Regions from separate parts of the Homo sapiens genome. Here all the other regions are linked to region 3. The links are chromatin contacts, found by Hi-C or POLR2A ChIA-PET in ENCODE. All regions are on one chromosome and are shown on one strand. Each heading gives the region's core, a stretch centred on a gene start or an enhancer-like site at or near the end of the contact. The rest is flanking DNA. Distances are from core to core; before and after follow the strand shown. Region 1 holds the start of TFE3 (transcription factor binding to IGHM enhancer 3). Region 2 holds the start of OTUD5 (OTU deubiquitinase 5). Region 3 holds the start of CLCN5 (chloride voltage-gated channel 5).

Evidence for each region. Hi-C counts contacts between places; a loop is a spot of excess contacts on that map. ChIA-PET counts read pairs that join two places held with the same protein, here RNA polymerase II (POLR2A). Pooled maps may share reads with other maps.
Region 1: a pooled map shows a loop between it and region 3 (31-fold over the local background). The contact joins the promoter of TFE3 here to the promoter of CLCN5 in region 3. A Hi-C loop is called at or near these places in 11 of 50 pooled maps.
Region 2: a pooled map shows a loop between it and region 3 (12-fold over the local background). The contact joins the promoter of OTUD5 here to the promoter of CLCN5 in region 3. A Hi-C loop is called at or near these places in 8 of 50 pooled maps. POLR2A ChIA-PET finds 5 or more read pairs at or near these places in 2 of 52 experiments (A549 and Caco-2).

What each region holds. Positions count from the first base shown.
Region 1 is chrX:49,041,527-49,044,886 of GRCh38, reverse strand. TFE3 (transcription factor binding to IGHM enhancer 3) reads left to right here and starts at 1,530. Exons shown (of 10, transcript NM_006521.6): 1 at 1,530-1,776. The coding sequence starts at 1,661. RefSeq lists a silencer at 1,560-1,799 and an enhancer at 1,341-2,204.
Region 2 is chrX:48,955,614-48,958,979 of GRCh38, reverse strand. It overlaps OTUD5 (OTU deubiquitinase 5), which reads left to right and starts at 1,373. Exons shown (of 9, transcript NM_001136157.2): 1 at 1,373-2,003. The coding sequence starts at 1,410. RefSeq lists an enhancer at 627-816 and silencers at 917-1,076, 1,277-1,326, 1,697-1,756.
Region 3 is chrX:49,920,338-49,923,986 of GRCh38, reverse strand. CLCN5 (chloride voltage-gated channel 5) reads right to left here and starts at 1,391. Exons shown (of 15, transcript NM_001127898.4): 1 at 1,195-1,391; 2 at 505-580. RefSeq lists a silencer at 1,080-1,129.

The sequences.
Region 1 (3,360 bases), core at 281-2,780, 880 kb after region 3:
GATTACAGGCGCCCGCCACCACGCCCGGCTAATTTTTTGTATTTTTAGTAGAGACGGGGTTTCACCGTGTTGGCCAGGCTGGTCTCAAACTCCTGACCTCAGGTGATCCACCCGCCTCGGCCTCCCAAAGTGCTGGGATTACAGGCATGAGCCACCGCGCCCGGCCAGAAGTCATCTTTATTATGTAGAGGTTTCCCCCTTGTACGAGATGGTTGTGTGTGAGTATGGATGAGTTTACGAAAGCAACTGACAGACCTGTGAAATAATGATGCCAATACAGGAAGGTCCAAGGTAAATGAAAGCCCGGTGAAATTCCTGGAGGCGCAACTCAGGGTGGGGTCTTGGGATGTCAGGAAAGAGGAAGGGAAGGCTGTAGGTCTGGGTGTTTTGTGAGCTATTTGCACCTGAGGATATATGAGTGAGACCCTCCGCCTTGTGCGAGCCGGCTTGCATGCGTCTGGCATACAGAAGCGCTCAGTGAATGTTGAATAAGTGAACAAATGAGTGAATCAACTAATTTTGGGAAGCTTCTTGTATGCCAAACAACCTGCTAGCACTTTTCATACATTATCTTTAATCCTCAGAACAACCCTGCCAGACAGGTATTTTGACCCCCATTTAACAGGCCAGGAAAGCTGAGGCTGGGAGAGGGGAGGTCCCCTTCCCTATTCAAACCTGGATCTTTGTGATTCCAGAAGTCGTCATTCACCGAAGGGACCAGATTCATTCACCCGTCAAGAATTTATTAAGCACATATTGCGCAGCGCAATGAACATAGTACAACCGCTCTCGATGGCATGGAACAGGCGGAATACTCCCGGAAGACCAGCTGGGCGGCTGGACTGCGGACAGCGAAAGGGGGGGGTTTCTGGCCCGCACCTTCAGGGAATGTAGCTGCCTCTGCCTCATAGTTATGGCTTTGGCTGAGAGAGCACAGCCAGATCGAGGTTGGAGCGCGGTCTAGGGCTCAGATATTACAAATATTGGCCGAAAGAGGGCGCGGTTCCGCAGCTAAAAGCTTGGCCAGGAGACCCTCCGTGCGCCGACTGGCCATCGATGCGCAGGCGCAGAGGACCCAAGGAGCGGCTTAATATTACCTTGCAGAGGGATAATTTGAGAAGAGAGGGCGTGGCTCCGAAAGCGACGCAAACATAGAGGCGTGGTTCAACCAAATCAACCCTCGCCTATTTGTCGCTGCCCCTGAGGGCGTGGTCTGGGTGCTGCTTCTCGGAATGAGGGCGGGCCGAATCGCGTTTTTCCTCCGCGTCGGAGGCGTCGCTTAGGGTGGGCCCTCGAATCGCCGTTCAGCGATTGGCCGCCTCGCTAATGGGTCGTGGCCAGACGGGCCATCCATCCCCAGTGCGGTCACTTCCTGTGGAGTTTCCCCATCCCTGGGAGGAGGGAGGAGGGGGAAGAAGACGAGGGGGAGGAGGGCGGTCGTCCGGGGTTAGGTTGAGGGGGGGCGTCGGTCCGTTCTGGGCGGGGGATGACTCACAGCCCATCCCATCTCCCCGACGCCGCCCGCCCGCGCAGTGCTAGCTCCATGGCTTAGCGGAGGAGGCGGCGGTGGCGAGCTGGGGGGAGGGGGGACTCTTATTTTGTTAGGGGGACCGGGCCGAGGCCCGACCGGCCTGGCAGGGCTCGCCCGGGGCCGGGCGTCATGTCTCATGCGGCCGAACCAGCTCGGGATGGCGTAGAGGCCAGCGCGGAGGGCCCTCGAGCCGTGTTCGTGCTGTTGGAGGAGCGCAGGCCGGCCGACTCGGCTCAGCTGCTCAGGTGCGGGGCCGCCTGGGGCTGGGAGTGCCGACTGGGGCTCCCAGGGGCCTGATCTCGGGGGCAGTGGGGGCCCCGGACTGGGATTGGAGGCCCTCGGCCTAGCCTTGGAGGACGTCGGGGCGCCCGTCTTGGGGGGGCACCTAAGGAATCCGGCAGTGGCCTGCTTGGATTGTGGCTTTATTAAAGGAGTCGTGGGAGTGCATTAAGCGGGGTCTGGGTCAGGTTTGGGGAGCCCTTGACTGCGTCTAGAGGGGCCTATTCTGGAGTATCCAGAAACTGGTCTGAGATAGCTGAACTTGGTAGACAGGGTCTCTGATTAGAGGCTGAATTCGGGGATTTTCAGTCGGACATGAGGGGAATGAATTTGAGGGGACACTGTCAGGTGAGGCACTGGTTTTAAGGGAATCCTAGAATCTTTTTTCCCTCAGTGTGGGAGAAGGGGTCCTGAGGGACAGAAGTGCTGTCTTGGGAGCTTGGTGCCTCTCAGTGACTGGTTGCTGTGTTTGGGGATAACATGAATCTGGAGGGATTTGGAGGTATCTCAGATATGCTGCCTGGGACCAGCCTTGTGAGTGCGTGTGAATGAACAAGAGAAGCAACATTCAGCAAGACTTGACCAGAATAATCCTTTCCCCTCTGCCCGCCTACCCAGCTGGGGCAGATCCCAAGGATAGTGGAAAAGCCCTCTTCCCACACCTGTTAAGGGCCTGAATGGAAGATAGACAGCCAGGCAGAGGGCGATGATGTTACCTCTTAGCTCAGAGGCCTCAGACCTTGTTTGGGAACCCAGAGGAGGCTCTTGTTCATGCTGCTACTCGCTCTAGCCTCTCAGCCCTTCCCACTCCCTAGCCCCACACCCCTTTTCTTTTTATCTTCTTTTCGATCTCCGAGCTCCTGGGGGTAATCTTGAATCTGTCCATAGAGCTGGAACGAGTACAGATTGCACCATCCCTGCCTGGGTGGATCCCCTCTGGCCTCTTCTCATCCTTACTTTCATCAATGGGCTTTGGAGCCCCAGCCCTCCCTGCTCACCCCAGTGCCCATCTCTTCCAACTTCTGTGCAATGGGTGTGTGAGCCCTGGGTGGGGGGGGGTCTTTGCCTCCTTTGTGCCTGGGATTGTGCTGAGCTCAGTGGCTCGCCCGAGCTTCCTCTTCCCAACTTCCTGGGTGGTTTTAGGGCTCCATCTGAGGGTGAGGAGAGGAAGGAAGACAGATCCTTGGGGAGGGGAGAGGATTCTTGTCAAGTGAAGTCACCAGCAATCTCTCAGCATTCTAAATGTTTAGCTAAATTGAAGGATGCATATTCATCCACGTGTGTGTTAACTGTCCCTTGCTCTCTGGGGCTGAGCAGAGCCTTTCTGTATATCGATTCACCATCTTCTAATTCCTCTGTAACAACCTAGATCATCGCAGTAGTGGACATAGTTAAAGGGATGGGTGTATATGGCTTCTTATTTTGTGCGCCAGTGGGTGTTAGTGTTGGGGGTGTGTGTGTGTTTTGATCTATCCAAAAAAACAGGAGAAGGCTGGGCAGGCTCCTCCGGTAAGAAAAGAATGCTTGTATAAAGTGGATCAACCACCCAA
Region 2 (3,366 bases), core at 124-2,623, 960 kb after region 3:
TAGAAAAAGGCTGGGCTTGGCCAGGCGCGGTGACTAACGCCTGTAATCCCAGCACTCTGGGAAGCCGAGGCGGGAGGATCGCTTGAGCCCGGGAGCTGGAGATCAGCCTGGGCAACATAGTGAGACTTTGTCCCTACAAAAAAGTGAAAAAAAAATTAGCCGGTCGTAGTGGTGCGCGCCTGTGGTCCCAGCTATTCGGGAGGCTGAGGCGGGAGGATCGCTTGAACCTGGGAGTTGGAGTTTGCAGTGAGCTATGATCGCGCCACTGCATTCCAACCTGGGCGACAGAGTGAGACCCCTGTCTCAATTAGGAAAAAAAAAAAAAAAAAAAAAAAAAAAGGCTGGGCCGCGCCTGCGCACTAGCCATAGGGGCGGGGAGGTCAACGCGAGGCCGAGAGTGCTGTGGTGCCAGAGAAGGCGTGTCTGTTTCCCAAACAACCACTGTCCCCACGGCGCCTGTCTGTCCCAAGGTTGGTCGGTATGCCGCGAGTGACGGCGTCTCTTAACCAATCACCGCAGAACTCAGGCTGTTGCCGGGGCGAAGCGGTGTCCGCCTCCCCCGGAAGGGTATTTGTAGGTGGGTGGGACCGGAAGTGACGCTACAGGGGCCAGCTATGCTCCCGGGAGTGTTGATGTTTTCCAGTCATTCCGGCTGACAGCGTTCAAGTTGGAATCCTGGAGGGGAGGTGTTTTTCCTGTCGTACGTGGGACAGGCCACGCTGTCCGTCCGCAGTACCGACGCCTGCAGGTCAGAGCTTCGGGGAGAAAAGTGAAGAGCAAGACGGAACTGACGGGGAGAAAGGCTGGGAACCAGGGTGTCGACTTTGACTGAAATTTGAGACGGAGGGCACCGGAGGGCGAGCACTCGCCTGTGATTGGCCCGTGGGCGTCGTCGAGGTCCCACGCAGCTGCTCAATTGGTTGGTGTTGCAATTGTTGTGGCGGCGGCGGCGGCGATTTTGCCCACGTACTTCCGAGTAAGGGGCGGGGCTGTGCCCTGGCGCGCGTGCGCAGCGCCCCGGGGCCCCACCCGGTAGTGCAAGAACCTGCGAGGGGGCGGAGCGAAGAGGTGCTTGTTTTGGTTCTGTTTCCTTTGAAGCAGAAGGCCGGAACAAGCGTAGCAATAAACTTGCTGGACTTGGAGAGAAGGCTAAGACAAACTCGCCGCACTGCCTTCATCTTGGACTTTACATCCGGGTTCTCCTCTCGGCGTGACCCGCGCGCCGCCACCGCCGCCGCCGCCGCCGCCGCCTCCTCCGCCGCCGAGGGTTCTCGAACCGGTGCCGCGATCCCTTTATCCGGGTCTCGCCGTTCCCGTCGTGCCTCGCGCACTACACTAGCCCCCTCATCCGGGTTCTCTCCCGGCGTGCCCCGCGCCGGGTTTGTTGGGGGGTACTCGGCAGTGCAGCCATGACTATACTCCCCAAAAAGAAGCCGCCGCCTCCCGACGCCGACCCCGCCAACGAGCCGCCGCCGCCCGGGCCGATGCCCCCGGCGCCGCGGCGCGGCGGAGGTGTGGGCGTGGGCGGCGGCGGCACGGGCGTGGGCGGCGGCGATCGCGACCGTGACTCCGGCGTCGTGGGGGCCCGTCCGCGAGCTTCGCCACCGCCTCAAGGCCCGCTACCAGGACCGCCGGGCGCTCTTCATCGCTGGGCGCTGGCCGTGCCGCCTGGTGCAGTGGCGGGTCCCCGGCCACAACAGGCTTCTCCACCTCCTTGCGGGGGCCCAGGTGGTCCCGGCGGCGGTCCCGGCGACGCGCTGGGCGCAGCGGCGGCGGGTGTGGGTGCCGCGGGCGTGGTGGTGGGTGTGGGTGGTGCCGTAGGCGTGGGCGGCTGCTGCTCCGGGCCTGGGCACAGCAAGCGGCGACGTCAAGCTCCCGGGGTTGGCGCGGTTGGCGGGGGCAGTCCCGAGCGTGAGGAGGTCGGCGCAGGCTACAACAGTGAGGACGAGTATGAGGCGGCTGCAGCACGCATCGAGGCTATGGACCCTGCCACTGTCGAGCAGGTAAGAGCTGTGGGGTGAGGGGTGAGCGGCCACGGCAGATGGGACCCCCAGACTGTGAAGGGACTCAAGGAAGGCTGTTTGAGATCGCCCCAAGGGATCTAGGCGTTTTCACTGGGCCTGACAGTCTTCTCTGGCGGTAGGGATGTGAGACACCTTCTTTCCTCCCCTCCAGGATTTTGGGGCTAGAGGCCTACGGTAAGGTGTCAGACTTAAAGATCCGAGGTCTCTTTTAAGGTCTATAGTCGTCATTCCAGTCCCTGGGACCTCATCATATAGGGCCAATAGGTGGGAATTCTCCAAGAGATACAGGTAGGATCGCGCCCCTCTTGAGTAGGAGTCTCAGGTCTCCCAAGAGACTTAGGTATGTGTTCAGTGGCTTAAGAGCTCTTTTCCTCTGGGATAGAAGTTTGAGATTCCCCTTCCAGGAAAGTCAAATAAGGTGGAGACCTCGGAGATCGGGGCTGAACATCCCCAAGGAGCCTAAGCCCTTTCAAGAGTCTGAGACACTCTGCATATAGGACAATCCTCTCCCGCTTCGCTGGGTAACACTGCACAGGACCACTGAATAGCCAGACCTGAGACCTCAAGGGTCCTAAGTCTGTCTTCAGGGGCCTGAGAGTCCTGCTTCTAGAATCAAGGTCCTGACACACACACACACACACACGCCCCCTTTAAGGATAGGGATCTTCTAAGCTTTTTCCAGGGATGTAAGACTTTTCACAGGGAGATATGATTCCCTTGCCCTTGGGGACAGGGACCAAAACCAACACCCAATGACCAGCAGCTTTACTTATCTCCTTTCTGAGTGACAAAGGTCTGCATTTCCTATCAGTGGCCTGAGACCTACCTCTTGGGAGACAAGGGCCTGAACCGCTTCAGGATCTTAAGCTTCTTGTAAGAAGAGATGGGCCCTCAGCACCCCCACCAGGGGCCTGAACCTTTCTTCAGGAAAATGAGACTCACAGCGTTGGATCCTAGGGCCTAAGATCCACCTGCTTATGGACTGAGGTTTTTAGAGACCGAGTCTGAGGCCTCTTCAGGGGCCTGGTGTCCTGCTGCAAAGGTCTCAGACAAGGTGAAGTCTTTAGGAGATCCTTCTTCTCAAGGCTGGTGTCTGAGTGGTTTTGGGGATCTGAGACTCCCCACCCCACGAGCATATGTGACCCTTTTACCCCAATTATAAGGAACTGAAACATACCTTGGGGATACAGTATCCCATTTTCCCCTCTGTAACAGGGGTTTGAGGCCCTCCCACCTTGGGCCTAAGCTTTTTGTCAGGGACATACGACCCATGCCTTGGGAACTTGAGCCTGAGACGACTACTCAGGGGACATGGGCAACATGGGATCCCAGAGATGATGTC
Region 3 (3,649 bases), core at 142-2,641:
TTTTGACCTGGTGAACATCAAAGTAGATTGTTATTTCCATATCTTTTATACAACCAACACCTCCACCTCCTAAGTGAAAGTGCTAAAGCACAAACACTGAAGGCTAATACTAGCTTGAGAATCGTGTTGGCCTTCTTTAATGACAAAAGGGTTAATGTGTACACCAGTCCCAAAACACCAACAGAGAAAAGACAGTGCTTTGGACAAGGAAAAGTTCGCGAAGTCCAAGAAAACTAGGAACTCACAAACTCCTAGGGTGAATTCAGCAGGAAAAAGCGCTCCGATGACTTCTCTGAGACCTGGGACAGTCTGTTTTGATTTGCCTTTTTTCTTCTCCTATTTCGCGTGCAGTTAAGAAGTAATGATCATCGTCCCGTGGGACTAGGCGAAATTTAACATCCCTGAAGTTAAACCCGAGCAGTTGCTAATAAATGTATGAAGTTTATGTAAAGTTGATTCGTGCTGGTTTTTTATGCTCCAAACTTCTAGATTTCCCTCACTTACTCGGGGCAGCTTCCACTGACGTTATCGCACGGGCACAGGTACAACTTCACTGGGAACTCCAGGCAACTGATTTGCTCTGAAATGTTAATCAAAGGAAACGTGCGTCAATGTAAAGGCAAAGCTTTTCCCGTGTGGATCAAGGCGCTCAAGAGCAAGGCTCGAAAGTCTGGAGAGAACCAGCTACGCGCGTTAAGTGGCAAAAGGAAAACAGCGCAGCAACTACTTTTCCGAGAGTTTCTCCACTTTGCTAAGACCCATACAAAACCAGCGGCAAGTCCAGAGCCGGAGGGAGAAGAGCCGGGCCTCGGCTGAGCTTTGCCAGCCTAAGTCACCCTACCCCAGTCCGGGAAAGGGGACGCAGGCGGCTAAACACTCCGATTCAAAAGCGGGGCGGGCTTGGCGCCGCTCCGCAAGGAAACTTCGCTCGGGCAACCCAGGGACCATAACTCGGAGAACAGGGCTGGGCTCCCGGGAAGACGCCGCTCAGCACTGGCTGGAACTAGCCTGTCTACCTCCTCTAAGCGCCGGGCTGCCAACGCCGGGCGCGGGGAAGCCCCATCTCCGGGGGTCCAAGCCAGCGGGATTGCGCTTCCCCTGTGTCGCTGCGCTTAGGGGGTGCTCCGGGGGTGGGCCGGGGGCCAGCGGCCCGCCAAGGACCTGTTGGGGAAGGGACAGCCCGTTTGCCTTTACCTGTCGCCGAGGTCCGGAGCGGCGGAGCCCGTGTCCGCCGCCGGTGGGCAGCGCGCTCGGTCGGCTCTGGCGTCCAGGACACCAAGTTGAGTGAGCGCCCCACGTAGCCGGCAGAGCTTCATTCACACAGCCCAGCCGGGGAGGAGGGGGAGCGAAGCGGGCGCGCGGCTCATGTGACAGGGCGCCTCGCGAGTATCGGCTCAGCCCAGCCAGCGTCTGCGCGTGCGCGCCACGCCGAGCTCACACCCGGCACCTCTACCCAGCCGAGATGAGGGGAGGCCCGCCGGGGAGGAGCTGCCAGGAGGAGTTTCAACTTGCGCAGCCGCAGTACGTCGGCCCCGCTCGCTGCCATATTTAATGAGGACTGGGCGGGCGGGTCCTATCCCAGTGCTGGGCGTGTCAGTTGCCTTTGAAAACGCAATGCCCCATTGTGTTTCACTATTTCCAGCTTGCAGTGCCTTTTTTTGCTGGGGAGAAGGTTTGTCCTTAGAATGAAACTGTCTATCCTGAGCTTTCGGCCCACAGAGTAATTAGTAGTAGAAATCTAATACTAATAACATTAGATCACATAATTTGAGCTGCTTCTTATGTGCCAGGCACTCTCCTAACCCCTTTACTTTTTTCGTCTCATTTGGTGTTCACAATAACCCCGAGGGTTATTTCTCCATTTTTACTCATAAAAATACACAGGCACAGAAAGGTTAAGTAACTTGTCTAAACTCATATAATAGTAGGAATAGGAATAGTGATCAAACGTAGTGATACTTTTAACAGCCAACTTGATGTTTCCAGCAACGCTGCAAAAACTATACTGCAGTTGTTAGTACTGTATTATCTCCATATTAATCATTACAAAACAGAGGCTCAGAAAAGCTGAAGTCACAGGACTAGTACGTGGTAGAACTGGGAATCCAACCTAGGTCTAACTTACTCCAAAGCCCTTACCCTAGGTTTGAAAGAAACAGCACACCGTTTTGCAGAAGAGAAAACTTAGGCCAAATGGGGTGCACTGACTCACTTAAGATGATCCAGCTAATTAGTTCTTGGCAGACCTGAGACTGGAATCCATATAATCCAAGTAATCTAACTAGAACCAGGGTACTCTACTGCAGTGAACAATTTGGAATGCCTACTTTGGACAAGCTAAGTGGTCAGGGATTTAAAAACCCCTATCCTAGCCCAATCAGCATAAGGCTACCGGGGACAAATTTGTAATCCGACATAGTCAGGCTTTGACCCATTGCAATATGAGAGACTGCACACGGTAGGCATTTCATCAAACAGAAAAACATGGAGTCATTATAGGATTGGAGAGAAGAGTGGAGTTTAGGTGAATTTTAAACAAAGCAGTGTTTTTGGTAAGCTCAAAGCAAAGCAGTACTGTCATTTGGGGTCACCATCAGGTCTGAACTGCAAAGTGAACCCAGAGTTGTGTTTCCTTGGGAACCACAAAATAAAGATAGATGTGGAATGTTGTGTCCAGATACCCCTTATCTGAAGCTCTGCACCTGGGTTGGAAATTGAGGCTGCTTCTCTGTGTCAAAGAAACTTATGTCCTCCAGATGCATGTGGGATGTTTCATTCTTACTGATACGATTTCAAGCAGAAAAGTTTCTGATAATCTACGATTTTAGAGAACAAAGTCTCTCAGTGAATAAAAAAGTGGTGGTCACTGAAATAAAAACATCGTTACCACTTTACAGCTGCAATATGTCCGCCAAAGAAATATTGTTCTCTGTTAAATTTGCATCTGGTTTTATCTGTGTGTTATTCCGGCCTGATGAATGGCCGGATTTTTATTTTTTCAGTCCAAAATTTTTTTGCTTTCTGAGCTGGTAACATTCAGTCCCTTCCTTCAGGCACTCATGGTGTATGGGATAGCCACAAATAACTAGAAAATATCAGTACAGGCCTCTAATAAAGGTAAATCCAAGTGGAGGTAACACCGTTGGCAAAGGTGAGCAGGCAGGAAGTTATATGTGAGGACCCGTGAGTAGTCCTATGTGGTTGAAGTTTAGGGTAAGGAAGTACAGGGGAATTGTGGAAGATAATACCCAGAAGGTAAATTGGGGCCCAATTTTGGAGCATCCTGAATATTGGACTAAGATTTATACCTAATTCAAAAAGTGACTGAGAAAGAATTGAGGTTTCTGAGCAAGGCAATCCTCTTTTGGAATTCATCTTTTAAAAGGTGAATCTAGAGTAATTGTTCAAGGAAAGGTTTGATTGTTTGCTTGATTTTTTTTTTTGTCATTGAAGTAGAAGAAACTGGAGCTTATATGTAGGTCGAGCAGAAAAACTACTGGTGAAATCAATAATAAAGAGGCAAGAGGCCGGGTGCAGTGGCTCACGCCTGTAATCCCAGCACTTTGGGAGGCCAAGGCAGGTGGATCACTTGAGGTCAGGAGTTCGAGACCAGCCTGGCCAACATGATGAAACCCCATCTCTACTAAAA